2 separate regions of the Mus musculus genome follow, and region 1 is linked to region 2. Evidence: chromatin loops called from intact Hi-C (ENCODE). Cell type or tissue: left cerebral cortex. All regions are shown on one strand.

Region 1 (5,000 bases), 160 kb before region 2:
GCTTCTTATTTTTCTCTGAGAAACGATGAGGTGACTAACACTTTTAAGTTTAAGGCGAGTGAGGGTCCTTTTCATTACCCGGGCCCATTCCTGTAGCGTTTGTAAACATTTTAGAACATTTGCTGTTTGTACTTGCGACGGATACTGTAAGTCACTTTTTGCTGGATGGGGAAATTGAACCTAGGTACAGGAGGTTGGGGCAACTGAGTGATTTTTATTTGGGTTCCACTAACTGGTGAGAAGTTTAGCTTGGGTTACAATTTACCTTTCTAAGCTCAGGGTTCTGGTTTCTGTTTTCATGAGATTTTTTTTTTTTAACTTCTTCAGCCGGAAAGAGGACTGAACATTGGACTTGTTAAAGATAATACCAGAAGTTACTAGATGACTTATTTATTTTCGAGTAAATTGACCAAAAAAACCAAAAAAACCCCAAACCAAACAACAACAACAAACAAAAAACCCCCAAAAGCTCAGTTACTAGAAAAATCTTATCCTGAAGCTTGCTCATGAGTGGCTGGTTGTTAGTCTGAAAATTATGTTGCTTTCACTGCACTTAAGAGGTAGGGTAATGTCTGCCAAATCAGAAAGCTGAGAGGGCAAAGCTCATCATTAAGTTAAGGAGTCAAAAGAGACCAAAGGACACCCAGTTGGGGGTATCTCTTCTGAATTGTTGTTAAAATCTTAGAGTAGGAATACATAAAGAACAAAGAAAACCTTTAGCTCCAGTTAGAGACAAACTTAATCTTAGAAGAAGTTGCTAAATCTGCAGTGCCTTGGTTTTGAATTGAATTGAAGTTGGATCCAGAGCATTTGAAATAAAAAATAGACCTGAACATGCTTTTATGAGACCAACAAAATTTATTTTCATGCGTATTTTAAACCATGCTAAAATAGACTTGAGGATTGAGGACTTAAGTTAAAATTACTTTCTAGGCACTTCATAAGGGAGAGAAATAAGGCCTATTTCATTCTGCATATATGTTAATAGTCATGTAAAATTAATTTTCTTAGTGCTGTACAGAGTATCTTTGCCAGTAAGCTCTGTTAGATGATAACTGTTTAAAGTTTCAGTGAGCTAATTGTCAGTTGTTCACATCTAAAGGTCGTAGAGTGTGAGCATGTCTGCTGCAGAAGTTGTAATTGTACACTCACACTCCATGTGAGACCTAGAATTAAGGAAGATGGAGAGGAGCAGAAAGTCCTTGTCTGCTAGCCTTGCAGCTGTAGAAGATTGTAGATATGCCATTTGAGCACTTTTTAAATCAGTGAAAGATTTGACATTGGCTAACTTTCCCCACTTACGTAATCTCAAGCGACAGTGAGCCTCTCCGAGTACCTGGAGGCAAACTCCACACACACAGTTTTGAGATCACCTGCAAGGGTAGCACATTCGTTACTTGAACCTGGTTCTTAGAAGGATGAAGTTGATGAATAGGTGTAGGGATAAAGCTGGGTACTGCCAGGCGGGAAGCAACAGATACAGCGTGTGATGGGAGGGAAAGAACTTGTTTTAGTCTAGCGCATAAAGCTTGTTCCAGGAGAGACGTTAGGGATGCTTTTGTAATGAAAGGAGTCATCTGCTTATAAATTTGGAAGTCTGTTTACTCTGGTCTAACTTAAAGGTCCACTTCTGGCCTAGTAGTTTCTTAGAGTTGAATTAACATTTATGTGATGTTTATGCATCAGGCTCTGTTACACGTACTGTGCCAATAGTAACTCACCTCATCTTCCAAATACAACTGATCTTCCTGTTTTATAGGTGAGGAAATGAGGCACTGAGAAGTTGAATAGCTTGCCCAAGGTCTCTCAGCCAGGCCATAGTTTGACTCTAGGGCCTGAGCTTTGCATGCTGATTTTTCTGGCTAAATTAATTTTCTTTTAAAACCTTATTTCTGTGTGTGAGTGTTATATGTGTGAATGTGGGTGGCTGCAGAGGCCAGAAGAAGAGCTAGAGCTAGAGGGAGGGAGTTGCCCTGTGTTGGTGCGGGGAACCATATTCTAGTCTTCTGCAAGAGCCACTGAGCCACTTTTCTAGTCCCCTCAGATTTGTTCTTTTAAAAAGTAGATATATTTATTATATTTAATTTTGTGTAGGTTTGTGTCTGCATGTGGGTATGTTCATGTGAATGGAATGTCCACAGAGACAGGAGGCATCTGAATCTCTGGAGCTAGATATATAATCTATCTATCTATCTATCTATCTATCTATATGTATATATATATGAGCTGCCTGGTGTGGGTGCTGGCCCTCTGGAAGAGCAGCAAGTGCTCTTAACCTCAAAGCCATCTCTATTCCCATACATTTTTTTAAACTTTTTTTTTCTTTTTTGAAAAAGTCGCATGTGGCCTAGGCTGGGCCTCCAACGTGCCATGTAGCCAAGGAACTTATGATCTTGTTTTCTCTACCTACTGAAGGCTGGGATTACAGATGTGCTGTACCACACTGGTTTGTGCAGTGCTGGGGATTGAACCCAGGGCTTCATGCATGCTATGCTAGGCAGGTACTTTACCAGCTGAGTCACATCCTTGGCCTCCTCTGACTTATTCTTGATTAAATGTTGTTTGTTCTAGATTTTTTTTCTTTTTTCTTTTCTTTCATATTTGTGTGTGTGTGTATGTGTGTGTGTGTATGTAATAGGGTCTTGCTGTGTAGCTTCTGGCTGACAAGCACTAATAGAACTGGCTATGTAAATGAGCCTGGCCTGACATGTGTTGATCCTCCTGCCTCTCTGGATCCTCTTACCTCTGTCACTTCAGAGCTGGGATCACATCTGAGCTTGGTCTCTGCCTTGCACATACATGTGCACTCATGCATGCAAATTTGCACACAAAACACATACACATCTACCCCTCTTCATGAACACATACACAGAAGCACACAAAATCATATAAAAGAATATGTAGCTTTAGGCAATTATTCTGGATTGTATATTTTAAAGAGCTAGAAGGATTTCAAAAGTTTTTACCAGAGAGAATTGATAATTGATGGAGGTAAATATATTTAACCCTACTTACATAGTGTGTAGTGTATTTACATATTGAACATTACATGGTACTCAATGTGTGTAACTTTTTATGTTTTTGAGTAAATTAAAAAATATGGAAAAACAATCTCAGCTAAAGAACCTTGAGAACCAGAAGCTGGAGACAAATACACAGTTTACAGCATGTGGAAGTCTTGTTTCCCAGGGACCGTTGCTGCTCTGAGAGCTACCAGTATGTCCCTTGACATCGTAAAATCAGAGTTCAAGCAACAAAAGCCACCCCATCTTCACACAGAAAGTGAGTGGACAAACTTATAGATAAAACTGATTCTGACCTTACTTGTAGAAGACTTGGCTCCACATTCAAACACCACACATTAACATAAATGTTAGATGTCCAGGGAGCCACTAACAGCACTGGACCTTCCCATAAGGACACTGGTCCATGGTATACATCATCAACAACAATATTAAAAGGTGCATAGTAAAACATTATATAAAACTTAAAAGATAAAGTCCCTGCTGATGAATAAAATGTCAGTACTCAAATGCAGCACTGGTTCATCCATACAAGTAATCTAAGAACAGTCTAAAGTTCAACAAAAAATGTTTAGGGGCCTGAAATGGCTGCTGAATAGGATAAACTATCCACTTGGGGAAGAGCAAGGCTAAGATGTGGTCTGTCATCAGAGTCTACCAAGGTCAGACAGGGTGTAAACATGGGGAACACAGGCTTGTTTACCAAATCCTGGAAGCTTGCAGCACAGCAACATACAAAACTTAGAACACATTCAAGAAATAGAGAGAGCCAGGCGTGGTGGTGCACGCCTTTAATCCCAGCTCTTAGGAGGCGGGAGACAGAGGCAGGCGGATTTCTGAGTTCGAGGCCAGCCTGGTCTACAAAGTGAGTTGCAGGACAGCCAGGGCTATACAGAGAAACCCTGTCTCCCTGTCTCGAAAAACAAAACAAAACAAAACAAAGAAATGAAAGAAAGAAAGAAAGAAAATATCTGATAAAACACACACACACATACACACACACACACACACACACATTCAAGAGTGAAAATAGGTAGCTCATTGATGGCTGTAGTTAATGGATTTATCCTGGTTGCTTAAAATAGTATATAATCTATTGAGTTAAGAACTTCATCTGTGGGGGCTGCAAAAATGGCTCAGTGGTTAAGAGCACCAGTTACTCTTCCAGAAGATCTGGGTTCAATACCCTGCCCTGACATGCCGTCTCTTGACCATCTGTAACTTCAGTTCCAGGGGATCTGATGTCTGTCCTCTTTTGGCCTCCACAGACATTACACTCATACACAGATCAAAAAAGTCCATACATAGGAAATTACATAGGAAATAAATACAAATAAAGCTCTAAAAAAGATGAAAAAAAAATAGATTTCAAGGTATGAGTTAAAATTTTTATATGTAGATGGAGACAGTCTTAAATTATCTCACCCCAGAGGTAGTTAGGTAGGAGTGTGTGTGTGTGTGTGTGTGTGTGTGTGTGTGTGTGTGAGAGTGTGTGTGTGTATGTGTAAGAGAGAGAGAGAGAGATTGAGAGGAGTGTGTTAGAGTACAAAGTGTTCTTAGGGCTTTGCTGATTGACAAAAGAGTAAGGACATTTGCAGTTTCTTAGTTAAGCAGCCTTATAGTCACAGTGCCTACTCTGTGTGATTACTATCCCCCCTTTTTTTTCCAGCGCCGTCTCTATATTTGAGCCACTCTGGGCTATCATCCTGGGCGTTACCCCAGGACTTCATTGCAGTCTTGGGTTGCAGCTGCTATGTTCTTCGTCCTGTGCTTTCCAGGTCATTTATTTCAACTGATTTGGAAGAATTTATAAATAAGACACAGATCTTGCCCTGGAGAACTAACTAGAGAGACTTAACCTTTGATTTCTTGTCATTGGTTTCTCTTGGAAAACAATGTCAGTAGCAGAGGAGCTGCGTTTCTTGTGCCGTCTCTGGTCTTTATAACATCCCAAAAATATAATCAAAAACATAATTT
Region 2 (5,000 bases):
TCCAAAACTTGGATCTCAAAGCAGGGATTTAATTTCTCATGTGTGATAACAATGTACATCAAACGCTGAAGGGGAGAGTCTTTCACCCTACAACGTGCCCTTCAAATTCTCCTCCATCTCCCTCTCTATCCAGTCTCTTCATTGTCATGATTTCCCTACGGAGCCCCAATACATAGCCCAGCACTCACAGGTCACCTCCTTTTGCCGCAAAAGCGTGTGGTATATCACACAATTGCACCATATGCTTTCTGCCGATAAGGACGGGAAGAACGGAATTTAAGATGCAGAAGTAAAGAGATACATAAAATGGCCACTTTTCCAAAACCGGAGACAGACAGGGCATACTTAAACATCAAATGCACGGGGCTACAAGAATAGTTAATTGAGGCAGATTAATATAGGAGATGGAACAATGAATAGATTATAAAGTTTTCCAGAGTCAGATACTATCAGGAATAATTAAACCTCACCCAAACCATCCTTAGTTTCAATGTTTGAAAAAAATAAAATCAAAATCTTAGCATAGCTAAAGTATTATATTTAGTATTATTTTATTCAGCAAAAACAGCAGTCTTTGTTCCATCCGCAGTCTGGATCTACTCCGCCTGCTTTTCCCTTACCCCACCCCAATCTACCCCACCCCCTTCCATCCACCGCAGTGATCTTGAAGAGAGCTGCAGAGGCCCCAAGAAACAAGAGATAACGGTCGTAGGCAGAGACCCCGTTACCCAAACCTCACCAGTTCAGGTCAGACGCACCGACTGGCCACCTCCTAAGGCCCCAGTTCCCAGAGAGGCCTGACTGGGGGCCTCTCGGGTCCCTGGGCCGCATCCGCCCACCAAAGGCCCACAAAGCCCCGCCAACGCCAAGGACTCCACAGCTTCAACTTCCCTCCGACCCAAATCCACTTCGATTTTATAGGATCAGAGTATGACACCCTAACTACAGAAGGCTAGGGAGAGATTCTGCGGCGAGCCATTACCAGATCACTTACACAATAAAGCGATCCAGAGGCGACGGCTGACCCTCCCCCCGGCCGCTCCGCTACAACGCGCCCGGGCCACATTTCCCGCCTCGTTCTCCCCAACGGCCCAGGCCTCGCCCGGTGTCCACCTCCCGGTCCACCACGGTCCCCAGCGAGCGTGGCATGAGGTCTAGCTCCAGCCCTCCTTCCCGAGACCAGCTCTGGAGCCTCTCATCCGTCGCATGCTCCCAAGACCATGCAGTTTCAGGCCACTGGTCCCTAAACCGCACAGATCCAGGGTCCGCCTTCTGAGTCTTCGGAGAACCTTTCAGTCGCACCCGGGGAAATCTAACTCCACCTAACCCACGGTGCAACCCACCCAGGGTCCCCTTTCCTTCCTGGGCCCCCAGCACCAAGATCACATCCCAGGACTCAGTCCTCTCCTAAAAGGAGATAGACACGCCGGGCGCCTCCGGCCTCTTATTAGGGCACTCACCTCCCAACCCCACGCTTCCAGGGATCCAATGCAACCAGGAGTTGGTCCCTACATCCCCATCCCCAGATCTCCATTCTCATCCCTTTCAAGAGTCGTCCTCACGTATGACCTGGCCCTGATCCATGAAGAGGTCTCATTCTCAAGGACCCCATTTCCCACCCCTCCAGGGGTCTCTTCATCTCCATACACTGGGGTCTCGTCATCTCCACAAGCTCCGCTCTCCACTGCCCAGTCTCCCTTTCCCAGCTCCCGCCTGGGCTCCGTCTCTGTGCTCCAGGCTCGCCCAGTTCCCCAGCCCCGGTTCCTCCCCTCCTGTTCCCTCAACCGTCCCCACTCCCGGAACGCCGCACTCGGACCCGGGCAACTGCTCGTCTCACCTTCAGCCGAAGATGGTGGCGCCGGCACACGTCCCCAGCAGCGACCACAGATCCAGCGTCTCAATTCCAAACCCACCGCTGCCTCCGCCGGGCTCCTTTAGCACTGCTGCTCGCGCCTGCCCCACCCACTCCCACCCTCATTGGGCCATCTCCACGCCCATCACTGCCGCCCCCAGACCCACTGGTCGGTTTGCGCGCCCATCTCCCAGGAAAGACGTTAGCAACCCGAACGAAGCTACCTTCCCAAGTCCCGCTCCCTCCACCCACCTGGAATGATGCTCATTGGCTCCCGCTCCCGACCTAGACCCACAGACTCCCAATCTCATAGGCTGCTACTCACGCCTGTCAGAGACTCCGGGAGGTGCGGCCGGGGCAGTGGCGGGTGATTGGCTGACTCTGGAGGGAGATGGACAGCTGAAACTAGGAGCCTGGCGATCCCGCGAGGCAGAGATCGCCGATCTTGTTGGGGTGTGCGCGCTGCGCTAGTCAGGGCTGGGTGGACAGTGGGGCAGGTGTACCGCAGCACAAGTCACCAGCTCCCACTGGTCACGTCTCTCTATTGCGTCGGGCCGCCGCTGCAACCCACTCGAGCGTTCTGCGGCCCGTAGGCTTGCCGCAGCCACTGGGTCCCTCAGCGGGACCGGCTTTCGCCGAGGAATCGCCAGCTCCCGGAGCTGCCTGCAGGGGCGGGGCCGGAGCGCGGTCCTGAGGCCTGACGTCACCCTGGAGCTTCAGTGGGTGGGAGCCGCTGCTTGCGGCTCACCTGCAGTGGGGGAGGGGAGCCTCTCGGGCTGGGCGCTAAAGCTCTGTCCTGACCGGGCTGCAACCCTGTGGCGGCCGGAGTCCCCCCTTACTGATGCTTCCTTCCTCTCGTGACCCGCCGCAGTTGGATGTTTGCTTGCTCTGCCTCTTAGGCAGGGCTGAGATTCCAAAAATACGAGAAGCAAACGGGCCTGGCAGAGAAGACCAGAGAGCGACTTCATTTGTTCACTCACTCATTCATTCCAGCTCTCTATGGAAGAGGAACTGGGTAGGGCTTGCAGGATTCCTGTGCTGTTGTCATAGCCCCTAGGGCTAAAGAACCAGTGGTTCAAGTGCCTTAGAAAGGTTCATGGACCTCAGGTGGGAGTGGGCTTCCAAAATAAGGAAACTGGAAAATTGAAGTTAAAAAAAAAATGTAATGAAATGTCTGCAGAATCTAGTCAACTCTTAATTATACATGTATAAATATAATAAAGTAAAAAAATCACAAGAGCCAAATGGATTATTGTTCTTATAAAAAGATAAATATAAAATACTTTATTTTAAAACTGCCTCAGGATTTTATGTATTTAGTATTGTATATATGTGTGTGTTTTAATGGATACTTTGTAAATGCCTGAGAAACTTCTAGACTGATTTTTTTTTTTAAAGTGAGAAAAAAAATGAAAACAAGGCAGGAAGTGATAAGAAAGGGTTGGTGGAATTCAGAGAAATCTCCAAGGCAGCTGAATGCAGAGCCCTTCCGGGGGAAGTGAGAATTCTTTGTCCTTTGTCCAGGTGCATCTGGTCTCCAACCCCACATGCCCACTAGGGTGGCTGCCCCCTTCCAGGTGTCTTGTGACTTTGGCACTACATGAAGAGTTCTATCCTTGTGAAGTCTACCGAGGAAGTATAAGTTAGTATAACGTGTCAATGATAGCCCTCTTATAAACGTTTCCGGATTTAGAAAAGACTCAGCCATCTCAAAGGCATGACTCTAAGCTTTGTTACCCAATGAAGTCATTTCTAAATGCTATATTCCATGCTCAGAGCATCCATACAAACGGCTCAAATAAGCCATCAGATCCGTGGTTTCTCATAATTTGAAACCTCATAATTTTACAACAAACTCAGGGGACCATTAGAGAGAGAGAACAAGAAGTTCACCAGAACTAAAACTCACACGGACATTTGTCTTGATGAGAACTCAATAGCAAACTGTCCCCAAGCGCATTTCTAGCTCTGGGGTCTCTTCCAGGTTTTCATCCGCCAGTTATCTCCCATCCAAGTACCCATCGGGCCTGGTCCCACTTTTCTTCTGGGATCAAACAGGATCTGCAGAGTAAAATGTCCATACATGTCTGCCTGGATGGGAGGAGAATTAAAAGAGTAACAGGCTCCAAGTCTCTCTCCTGCCCACCCATGCTTCAGCCCGCCACTTAAGAGTTCTTCCTAAGTTCCCTTGATCTGCCTCTTTGCTTCCTTCTTCTCCCTCATCTTCACACGTAGCCCCACCCCAACCCCCAGTCTCCCGCCATCCATGCCCCCACAGGCTTCTCCAATTCTAGCCCTCACCAGAACAAAGGGAACATAGGGTTTAGAATCAGGCTCTGAATGCAGCTCTGCCACTATACCTACAAACTCTATATACTGTATATTAATATTTGACAAATTATCTCCTCTCTAAAAGGAAGCTATAGCTGTATCCTGGAAGGATTCACTTATTGAATGAATATGTTGACTGGGTGAGTTACTGTATAAAAATAGTGACATCATGGATTAATAGGTAGAAAACTGCTTTTTTTCTATTGTACAAGTTCACTATGAAGAAGGAAAGGAAACCCTTGTCTTTGTCTGTAGTAATATTAGCTGGTGACGTAGGCTGTTTCTACTTCTAAAAGCAAAAGTTCACAGTCCATTGTTTGGCAGGGACTGGGTCAGAAGTCCAAACTCCTTCCCTCAGGGCAGTTGAGCATGTGAGCTTGTTTTGTTTTGTGTGTGCAAGACTGACAGGCAGCTTTTTTGAGGGGGGGGGGGAGGAAATGAATTCCAACATTTGAAAATTAAGAACTACCCAATATTGGTAGTCATTAGGGAACTGTGAATTGAAAGCACAATGAGATCTCACTTTACACCCACTTGGTGCCAATGAAAGAGTAAGAGCCACGGAAGACCCAGTGAGGACCCGGGGAAACAGGAACTTTGCAGTAAGACAGGAATGTAAGACACTACAGCCACGTTGGAAAATAAGCCTTTTCTTTAAAAGTTAAACGTGTTGTGTGCTTTAGTCCATAATAATAATAAAAAAAGAAGAGGTTAAATATAAATTTACCATACAATCTCACAATTATAGCCTTGGGTATCTTTTTTAAAAGTCAGGGTTTTGGGGAGATCCTATGTGCATACAAAAAAAAAAGTACAC

What was found. A loop is a pair of places that touch in the nucleus more often than their neighbours do. Peaks named below come from ENCODE experiments on the same cell type or tissue, not always from the same donor. Only the 100,000 strongest peaks of a DNase experiment are listed, where the experiment ranks them.
Region 1: it touches region 2 in a loop (3-fold over the local background); 1 of 42 quality-filtered maps calls a loop at or near these places.

Annotation. Positions count from the first base shown.
Region 1 is chr11:68,847,388-68,852,387 of GRCm38, reverse strand. The region is part of intron 1 of Ndel1 (nudE neurodevelopment protein 1 like 1); the gene reads left to right. Among named protein-coding and RNA genes, the nearest start is that of Ndel1, 3.2 kb to the left of the region's middle. In left cerebral cortex, no CTCF peak of the experiment used is centred here; a DNase peak (open chromatin) is centred at 1,906; H3K4me3 peaks cover 1,880 bases; H3K27ac peaks cover 219 bases.
Region 2 is chr11:68,689,020-68,694,019 of GRCm38, reverse strand. Myh10 (myosin, heavy polypeptide 10, non-muscle) reads right to left here and starts at 2,105. Exons shown (of 41, transcript NM_175260.2): 1 at 1,838-2,105. In left cerebral cortex, CTCF peaks have their summits at 1,909 and 2,519; DNase peaks (open chromatin) are centred at 1,274, 2,156, 2,503, 3,521 and 3 more places; H3K4me3 peaks cover 3,374 bases; H3K27ac peaks cover 3,111 bases.